2 separate regions of the Homo sapiens genome follow, and region 2 is linked to region 1. A link is a loop called in an ENCODE intact Hi-C map of the cell type or tissue named here. Cell type or tissue: K562. All regions are shown on one strand.

Region 1 (5,000 bases):
TGACAGAGTGATGCCCTATCTCAAAGAAAAAAAGGAGAAGAAAGGCCGGGTGGGGTGGCTAATGCCTGTAATCCCAGCACTTTGGGAGGCTGAGGCAGGCGGATCATTTGAGGTCAGGAGTTCAAGACCAGCCTGGCCAACATTGTGAAACCCGTCTCTACTAAAATACAAAAATTAGTCGGGTGTGGTGGCGGTGGCCTGTAATCTCAGCTACTCTGGAGGCTGAAGCAGGAGACTGGCTTGAGCCCGGGAGGTGGAGCTTGCAGTGAACCGAGATCATGCCACTGCACTCCAGCCTGGGCGACAGAGCAAGACTTCGTCTCAAAAAACAAAAACCAAAAAACAAAAAAAAAACAAAAAAAACAATTAACTACCCTTGTCCTTGGCTAACAACCTAAGGCAATAATCCAGAATGAGAGTTTTTAACCTTTACAAGCATTAAACCCATGCCACCCACTGAGCTATAAGAGTTCTCCTTACTTACCACCAGAGGGACCCTTAGTTCCTCTGAAACGTGGCGTTTCTGAAGCTACAATCCAGTATAAAGTCTGACACCAGAGAACTCACAGCCATGTCAAACTTATGCAAAATTATTTTAGGTGCTTCGAAAAATAGGTTTTACAGGCCAATCAAATATAATTGTATAAAATTAAGTTTAGGCCGGGCGCGGTGGCTCACTCCTGTAATCCCAGCACTTTGGGAGGCCAAGGTGGGCGGATCATGAGGTCAGGAGATTGAGACCATCCTGGCCAACATGGTGAAAACCCATCTCTACTAAAAATACAAAAAATTAGCCGGGCATGGTGGCGGGTGCCTGTAGTCCCAGCTACTCGGGAGGCTGAGGCAGGAGAATGGCGTGAACCCGGGAAGTAGGGAGCTTGCAGTGAGCCGAGATCACGCCACTACACTCCAGCCTGGGAGACAGTGCGAGACTCCGTCTCAAAAATAAATAAATAAATAAATAAATAAAAATAAAAAATAAAATTAAGTTTAGGATACTTTAGCACATTTCATAGAAAAAAGGCCAAAGCTGTTTGACATTTAAAATGTCTCCATTGGAACTAATATAGTAAATTCAAGTGAAGACAATGAGCTGTCTGCAAGAAAATATCCAGTGGGACTGTTGATTGGGAACACTAACAGCTTTTAGTGAGGGGAGAATAAAAGCCCACAGATGAGAAAACAAGATGCCAGAAATAAATGTAAATCAACCACCATATCTGCAAACAGCTGGCCTTGAGAAAAGATAAAAATTCCTTGTACTTGTTTCTGGGTATGGAGCTTGTGTTCAAAATGTTTCCAAAGACCACAAGAATGGCAAAAGCATATTGTCTTCAAATGAAGTACAACTTCTTTACTATCTTTTTGATTAACTTGTGTATTTTTCTTCCTGATTAGAGAGGCTTAGAGCTTGTTCCCATTTCTTTGGAGGAAAAGTATAGAATCATTCATTGCTCCCTGTAGTTTTACCTACAGAAAGAATTTACAATGGAATAAACAATTACTGGCTGGGCACGGTGGCTCACACCTGTAATCCCAACACTTTGGGAGACCGAGGTGGGCAGATCATTTGAGGTCAGGAGTTCAGGACCAGCCCAGGCAACATGGTGAAACCCCATCTCTACTAAAAATACAAAAATTAGCCGAGTGTGGTAGCGCGCACCTGTAATCCCGGCTACTCAGGAGGCTGAGGCAGGAGAATCACCTGAGCCCAGGACATGGAGGTTATAACGAGCTGAGATCCAGCTACTGCACTCCAGCCTGGGAAACAGAGCAAGACTCCGTCTCAAAAAAAAAAAAAAAAAAGTACTAATTACCAATGTGCTATGTCTAGCACTGCACTAACCCTTTCCTTTTTTAAAAAAATTCATCTTTCCCTTTATTCTGACATTATGACATTAAATAAAGTCCAAGAGATATTGGGCTGGTCCTTGTTTGGTCTCTGCCCTTTCCTTCTTTTCCAAGTGGTATTCATCATGCTTCTCTTGGAAGTCTTCTCAAATAACCTTATGTCTATAACATACTTTCTTCTAGATTCTTTTGAGAGTCTATTTGTATTAGATCTAGAAATAGAAATGTAAGGCTGAAATGTATTACTATGACAAACTGTATGTGTGTATTACAATCTTAATTGTGCTAATAAGGATAATTATAATAAATATAATATGGATGATTCAAAAAGGTTAGATGGTTATAATTAAAAAAAAATTGTCCTTGGATATTCCATTTGATTTGCTAAGCCTCGTGTTCTCTAATTTCATATATCCATCTCCCCCACCCCAACCAAAATATATATACACACTGTGTATACATATACACCCACACTATGAAGAGCTGACTATAGAAGCTGGAAATTGCCCTGTTTCTTTCCGCTGCTTGCTACCTTCTTCAGTTCTGGACATCGGCTCCGCAGTGGAACTAGGTAGCCTCAACTCTTATAATGATTCAAGATTATTCCTGTTTTACAACTTGAGGGAAGCTGGGGAACCTGTTAAGAGGATCCCAGCAATGAACTGGGCCTCAAGTGGAATGTCTCCCACTTTCTGCCTAACCTGCACGTCCATCAGCACCTCATCAATGAGATACGACTCCTCCGGGGAGAATTTCCCCCTGCCTGGTCCCCTTCCCTAGAGAGCCCTTCGCCAACCCTGGGAAAGCCCCAAACGACAGCTCCCGAGCGCCACCCGGACCAGACTCCAGGACCGCCCTGTCCCGCCACCCTTTTTCCCGCCCAGACTCCACGTCTTCTGAAAGAGGGCGTGGCCCGCAGGAAGTTCTCGCGTTACGGAAAGTGAAGTGTTTCCGGCTCCGGTGTCATGGCCGGCTCCTACCCTGAAGGTGCACCTGCAATCCTCGCCGATAAGAGGCAGCAGTTCGGAAGCCGGTTCCTGAGCGATCCGGCGCGCGTCTTCCACCACAATGCCTGGTAATCACCCTGCCCCCTCGCCCGGCCTGTCGCTGGCCGTCTGTCCCGCCGCCTCGGAGCATTCCGAAAAGCCCCTGACCGCCGGCCACGAGTCAAGCTGCCCTACCCGAGGCACTCTCCAAGGGGAGAGAAACTCCTAGGCCAGCGACTCACCCTGCTCGCAGCCAGGACGTGAAGCCCCTAAGCTGCCCGTTTGATTTTCTCAGGGACAATGTGGAGTGGTCGGAAGAGCAAGCCGCGGCGGCGGAGAGAAAAGTCCAGGAGAACAGTATCCAGCGGGTGTGCCAGGAGAAACAAGGTGCGCTTAAATGGGCTCTCGTTGGTATCAACAGCCAGCGTACTGCCGAACGCGCCCTCCCGGAGAGGCCAGGGAACCGCGGCCGCCCACATCCTTTATTCCTGGCCTGATGCGGATCTCAGGAGTAGAGCAGGACAGGGAGGGGATGAGCAAGGAGGGAAAAGGGCTGCATTGTAACAAAATCTTAAGTCGTAGAGGGTTTTTTTAATATATAGTTTTACTTTGGAGGAGGGTAATTTTGTCTTTAATTATGTTGAGTAGATCCACGTTGATATGGCTAGCCAATGACAACTGTGTGGTCACGCGATCATCTTAGAACCTGTACTTTTTACATGATTTGCATTTTCCATGAGGAGATGTTTCCATTGAAGCTTCATTTAAGTGATTAGATTCTAAATATTGTTGGGAGGGGGGCTAATGACTGGTGACTGTGTGTCTATTACTTGTGTGATGGTTATGAGAATTTAGGGCTTCAGTCAAGGAAAGGTGGATGCAGCAGAGTGGAGATAAGTCTGGCCAAAGAAAAGGAGGCCCCTGCTTGAGAGGTTGATGATTTCACTGCAAAATATCCCTAGATAGTAAAACTAGGACTGATTGTTCCAGACAATTGAAGATAGCACTACAAATTTAGTACCTGCTGAAAGAGTTCTGTACAACAAAAAGGTTCCAGTTACAAAACATTCACCCTGCATAGTCTGACAGCAACTAGATCAAAGCAAGTTAATAGTTAAAAGGGATTTTGAAAATCATGTGGTTCAATATTCTCTTTTTATAGTTAAAGACACTTGGACCACAGGACATTAAGTGCTTTTCCCAGAGGTAAGCAGTCAGTAGTAGCAGTAGTGGAACTAAAATCCTGTTTCTTAGGGAGTCTTGGTTGATTCAGCAGGTGAGTTGTGAGTTGTTAACACACTTCTTAGTGGATTCCAACTTCCATTGTCACCGTCCTGCTCAATTTGTTAGGTTTTTATTCTTTCTACTACACTAGTCAAGGCCCCCTGAACTGGCAAGAGCAGTAAACTGAAATCTGGGACTGTCATGATCACCTTAAAAACAGCCTTCATTTAAACTGTCCATACTTTTTTTTTTTTTTTTGGAGGCGGAGTCTCGCTCTGTCACCAGGCTGGAGTGCAGTGGCGCGATCTCAGCTCACTGCAATCTCCTCCTCCCTGGTTGAAGCGATTCCCCTGCCTCAGCCTCCCGAGTAGCTGGGACTACAGGTGTGCACCACCATGCCTGGCTAATTTTTTGTATTTTGGTACAGATGGGGTTTCACCATGCTGGCCAGGATGGTCTCAATCTCCTGACCTCGTGATCCGCCCATCTTAGCCTCCCAAAGTGCTGGGATTACAGGCATGCGCCACTGCACCTGGCTACTTCTAGGATTTTTTAATAGTTAAAAGTCATCTGGCTGGGCGCGATGACTCATGCCTGTAATCCCAGCACTTTGAGAGGCTGAGGCGGGTGGATCACGAGGTCAGGAGATTGAGACCATGCCTGGCTAACACGGTGAAACCCCGTCTGTACTAAAAAATAGAAAAAATTAGCCGGGCGTGGTCGTGGGCCTGTAGTCCCAGCTACTCAGTAGGATGAGGCAGGAGAATGGCATGAACCCGGGAGGTGGAGCTTGTGGTGAGCCAAGATTGCGCCCCTGCACTCCAGCCTGGGTGACAGAGCGAGACTCTGTCTCAAAAAGAAAAAAAAGTCATCCAAAGATGTAGGAGGACACTTGATAGATAGTAAGTTCTCTGGTTGATTGTTCAAACAGAATTTAGA
Region 2 (5,000 bases), 280 kb after region 1:
ATTTTAGAGCAAGATTACACATTCTCTGAAGGAAAATGCTAGTTACTTACAGGATTTAAGTAATAGTTGTATCTAACACCTGATCTGTATCAAAATGAGTCTCTTTTCTTAGAGTCACTAGTACTTTTCAATTCTGATCACTTTCCTATGTTGTATTCATGAAATGAACACAAGCTGGGGAAAGACATTATTTGCTACCAAGTGACAATCTTTTCAATCCTGCAAATAATAGAGCATAGGACTATACCAAGATTTCTCTTCTGTTGGAAGTTTTGACTTCAACTTCATATTCCAAACTGGGCTGCTTACTTGGGTGACATTACATAGGATGACTTTGCCCCTATAGTTAAGTGATTGCACCTTTAAACAGAAGTTTTCATATCATGGACATATTTTTAAATCCATAAGATGACAGATCTGGAAGAAAGACACTTATAAAGCTTCATAAAGCCACTGATTCTTTAGCTTTGTGGTTTTGCTTTATAATCTACATACTAACCCTTTCAGCTTATTAACATTCTTATAATCAGATATACATTCTTACCACATCATTTCCTCAGAGTTCTCTGTTTTCATGTAAAAATCCAATTCAACACAGTATTTAAAAGCTGCTAGCCATTTTTTAGACAAGCATCTTCCTGTCTTTTTATCTGTTTTTTAAAAATAATCTTGCCTTGAGATATAAATGATCCCAGAACTTTTCTGATATCTTTGTATTTTTATCAAAAGTGTTACTTTTTCTAAAATCAGCTAAATTTTTGAAGTCTGATGTAACTATTTTGAATTTTTAGAAAACCATGATTATTTACCAAGAATTGGAGTTTCTCTTCTGTAAGCAATAAAGAAAAATAAAGTTCAGCCACATCTTCGCTAGAGAAAATAAAAATGAAAACAAGGAAAAACAAAGTTTTACATGTTGTTTGATGCAAAGAGTGGAGAACTTGGATAGGAATGGATATTCACTCCTGAATTCTAACCATAGGCTGAAATCTACCTCCAAAGAGATAGGCTGAGTTTGCTTTTGGATCCAAGTGCACCAGCCATGACTGTGTTGACCTTATTCACGTGGCTTATTACAGACCAGTAATGGACCATTTTTTTCAGTTGCTGGCCTGGCAGTTTTGTTTTGGAGACAATTTTTTATTTCTGTGCATTAGCCCTGGGCACACACCTGGCTAAGTCCAGAGTTCTGTGTCTTTTTAACCTTTTGCTGGATTTCTCTGCATTTTCTACAGAAAGATTGTAAGTAAAATAGATGGCGACAAGGACGGGTTTGTCACTGTGGATGAGCTCAAAGACTGGATTAAATTTGCACAAAAGCGCTGGATTTACGAGGATGTAGAGCGACAGTGGAAGGGGCATGACCTCAATGAGGACGGCCTCGTTTCCTGGGAGGAGTATAAAAATGCCACCTACGGCTACGTTTTAGGTAGGTCCCTACTGTCTGGGGGAAAAAGCCTTGTGGAGCTGGCACCTTGAAACGTAACTGTTTTGTCTTGTAGAATGATTGTAGATAAAATAGACGCGGATAAAGATGGGTTTGTGACGGAGGGGGAGCTGAAATCCTGGATTAAGCACGCCCAGAAGAAATACATATATGACAATGTTGAAAACCAATGGCAGGAGTTTGATATGAATCAAGACGGCTTAATCTCCTGGGATGAGTACAGAAACGTGACTTATGGCACTTACCTGGGTAAGGGGCAAGATGTCAGCCTGGCAGGGACCGTGGTCTTGAGTCAAAGAAACAAATGGGTCACACAGTAAAGGAAAGGAAGCTTATCTTAAATAGTTCAATTCAGTGCTAAGCTGATTCCCTTTATTAATTTTAAATTTGTATATTATGTATTTTTAAATTTGTTTAATTTTTGTTTTCTGAAGTCTGGAAGTCTGGTATCTTCTACATTTTTAGCATTTTACATATATTTTACCATTTTTTCTTTATGTCATCCCTCATAGAGACAATTTTTGGAGTAGATTTCATTTAAAAGAATACATTGGGCTGGGTGCCGATAGCTCACGCCTATAAGCACTTTGGGATGCTGAGGCAGGAGGATTGCCTGGGCCCAGGAGTTTGAGACCAATCTGGGCAACATAGGGACACCCTGTCTCTACCAAAAAAAAAAAAAAAAATTTAAATTAGCCAAGCATGGTGGCACACACCTGTCCTAGATACTCAGGAGGCTAAGGTGGGAGGATCACTTAAGCCCAGGAGGTTGAGGCAGCTGCGAGCCATGATTGCACTGCTGCACACCAGCCTTGGGGACAGAGCGAGCTCTGTCCAAAAAAAAAAAAAAAAAAAAAAAAGAGGCTATGAGGCTACATACTTCCAACAGTGCAAAGCAAGGGGCTTTGAGATGTTTCTTGACATGGTCCCAGTAAAGTGTTGGACCTAAAATTCAAACCAAATTAGATTTCTTTATAACTGGTGAGAAGTCTTAATAAAATAGTTTTCCTTAATAAAATTTAACTATTTCAGTATGTCTGCTTACTGAAGTTTGGAAATGAAAATTTCCCATTTGTTTTCTCTGGCACATGAGTTTATCAGCCTGCTTTGCAAGTGCTTTAAGGCAAATAAATGTTAATTTGATTGCTTTTTGTTGATTTGATAGCTTGTATGCTTGGGCCACCTGTTAGTAATTTTCTTTTACTTGTAACACTTGCCTGCTGCTGAATACTAGGCAGTGAGTCTTATTGAGTTGATGATCCAGGGTGTTTTTATTTGTGAAATTCCTCTGTTGTACATGGTTACAGTTTAAGACAAGAATTGTATTAATATAAATGAATATAAATGGTACTTTCTCCATTTTAATCCTGGAAATTAGGCAACCTTCTGGGTTAAAGCAAGCGTTCTCCGCCACTGACTAACAGTGAGTGTATAATGGATCTGTTTCCCCACAGATAGCCAGCTGTCTGCATTAATTACAGGACTGCATGCATTTCTGGTGAAGAGACTTTTATTTCTGTGTCAGGCTTGTTCTCATTCCTAAGACTAAAGTGGCACTCTCTCTCAATGCTTGACACTTAGCCAAGAACCAAACATATCCTTCACCCAATTAAGAACACATGTATTAAACAGTCAGCACAGATGGAGAGGCATCCTGCTTCTTGCTCTGGCTGAGACCCAACACCTTCCTGATTTATTTGGAATTAATGATAAATACAAAGCAAAGAGTAGGCTATTGGTGATCTAAACAAAATGGTGTGTAAATAAATCTCAGCTCCGACCTAGGCACTCACTTGCTGCCCAGAATGATTCTTCGGTGCTGTGTATGATTATGTGCATAAAAATCTGTTGAGAGCTCTGTTGCCTCACAAGGCAGATGATTCAACGTAATGGGTATTTCTGCTGCCTGAGACTGCATAAGCTGAAGCACTGGCTGGGAAGCAATGTCTTTATAAGGCATCTTTCCCCAGAGGCATGAGGGTGGACAGCACTGAGGGGGTCATGAGTCGGCTTAGAGAAGTGAGGAGTTTTTGTTACTGTGTGTTCTTGATTCAATTTGGAGTTCAGGTATAAATCATCATAGCTCTTAGTTAAAATCTGTCTCAATGAATCCGCTATCCATGAGAGAAAGGTTAACACTGTCTCTGCCACAAGGAAAATATGAAATACTGAGATCTACCCTGCCTATAGCAAAACTAGATCAAGAGCCTACCTAAAGCTGTATACAGGCCAGCTAGGGCCAAAACTGGTGCTTAGGATAAATACAGCATTCCAAGCAGAGCTATAGGAAAATAGGTTTTGTCATTAAAAATAAAGTTTTGGACAGGCACAGTGGCTTATGCCTATAATCCTAGCATTTTGGGAGGCCGAGGCAGAAAGGTTGCTTGAGTCCGGGAATTCGCGACCAGCCAGGGCAACAAAGCCAGACCCCGTCTTTACAAAAAAAATATTAAAAATTAGCCAGGAGTGGTAATACTTGTCAGTAGTCCTAGCTACTTGGGAGGCCGAAGCAGGAGGATTGCTTGAGCCCCAGAGTCCAAGACTGCATTGAGCTATGATTGCATTGCACTCCAGCCTGGGCCACACAGAACAAGGACCTGACTATAAATTAAAAAAAAAAAAAATTGTATCTTCCTGTTTCCCTCCTTATATATATATGTGCATGTTGCTATTAGGCTATTTGAGTCCAGTCACCATTTTTACCTTTTACCCCAAGGAGGGGAGGAGAGCACTTATGTAAGAATCTAGTCTTAAAGTATAAGTTGTCTTGTTATGTTTCTTATTTATGTTACATAGTCCTGAAACCTTGTTTAGAAGAGACACTTTAGTATCTGAGAAAGGCTTGTTTGCCTTACGTTCTCCATCTCAACCTATTATGGCTTTGAGTGTGTGTGTGTGTGTGTGTGTGTGTGTGTGTGTACACAGGATCCCAAAGCCTTATGACTCGTTAAGCTGTCTGACTGAATTTTTGACACTCAATAAAAAATGAAGCTTCAAAATGCTCAACTCTCAAAATAGTACAGTAGTTTTGTTTTTGTTTCTTTAAACTGTGCTTAAAGTATGGAAAGACTGAACAATCTCAAAGGTCAGCAGTAATGATGTTATTCTTAAAGGGGCCCTGTGGGTCTTTTTTATAAAAGCAGTGTCATATCCTTTTTATGTAATCAATATGTTGCAGGAACAATAATTTCTTACCATTAATGTGGTGTCTTTTACTTTTTAAAATATCTTCATGTCTGTTATCTTAATTTGGTTTATACAGGAACGCAGATTGAAAAAGAATTTTATTTTCTGCAGTTAACGCCACATTTTTTCAGCTTAAAAAACTAAATTTCACTTTTCTATATTCTTATATAGAGACTAGATAACTGCTGCTTGTGTAGCTCGATGTCATAACAGATGGGTAGTTCCAAATTCAATTTGGTTGTAATCTAAGGGTTTTTTTTTTTGTATACCTTTGTCAAGTTATTATTGACATAAAGTGAACTGTATGTATTTAAGTGCATAATTGATGAGTTTTGACGTATGTATTTACCAGTGAAACCACCACTGC

What was found. Hi-C counts contacts between places; a loop is a spot of excess contacts. Peaks named below come from ENCODE experiments on the same cell type or tissue, not always from the same donor. Only the 100,000 strongest peaks of a DNase experiment are listed, where the experiment ranks them.
Region 2: it touches region 1 in a loop (2.9-fold over the local background); 1 of 110 quality-filtered maps calls a loop at or near these places.

Annotation. Positions count from the first base shown.
Region 1 is chr7:128,473,950-128,478,949 of GRCh38, forward strand. METTL2B (methyltransferase 2B, tRNA N3-cytidine) reads left to right here and starts at 2,799. Exons shown (of 9, transcript NM_018396.3): 1 at 2,799-2,926; 2 at 3,133-3,224. The coding sequence starts at 2,817. RefSeq lists enhancers at 2,636-2,685, 2,906-3,075. In K562, CTCF peaks have their summits at 485 (motif pointing right) and 2,860; DNase peaks (open chromatin) are centred at 448, 2,792 and 3,333; H3K4me3 peaks cover 1,658 bases.
Region 2 is chr7:128,753,027-128,758,026 of GRCh38, forward strand. CALU (calumenin) reads left to right here. Exons shown (of 7, transcript NM_001219.5): 3 at 1,236-1,429. Among named protein-coding and RNA genes, the nearest start is that of CALU, 16 kb to the left of the region's middle. In K562, no CTCF peak of the experiment used is centred here; no DNase peak of the experiment used is centred here.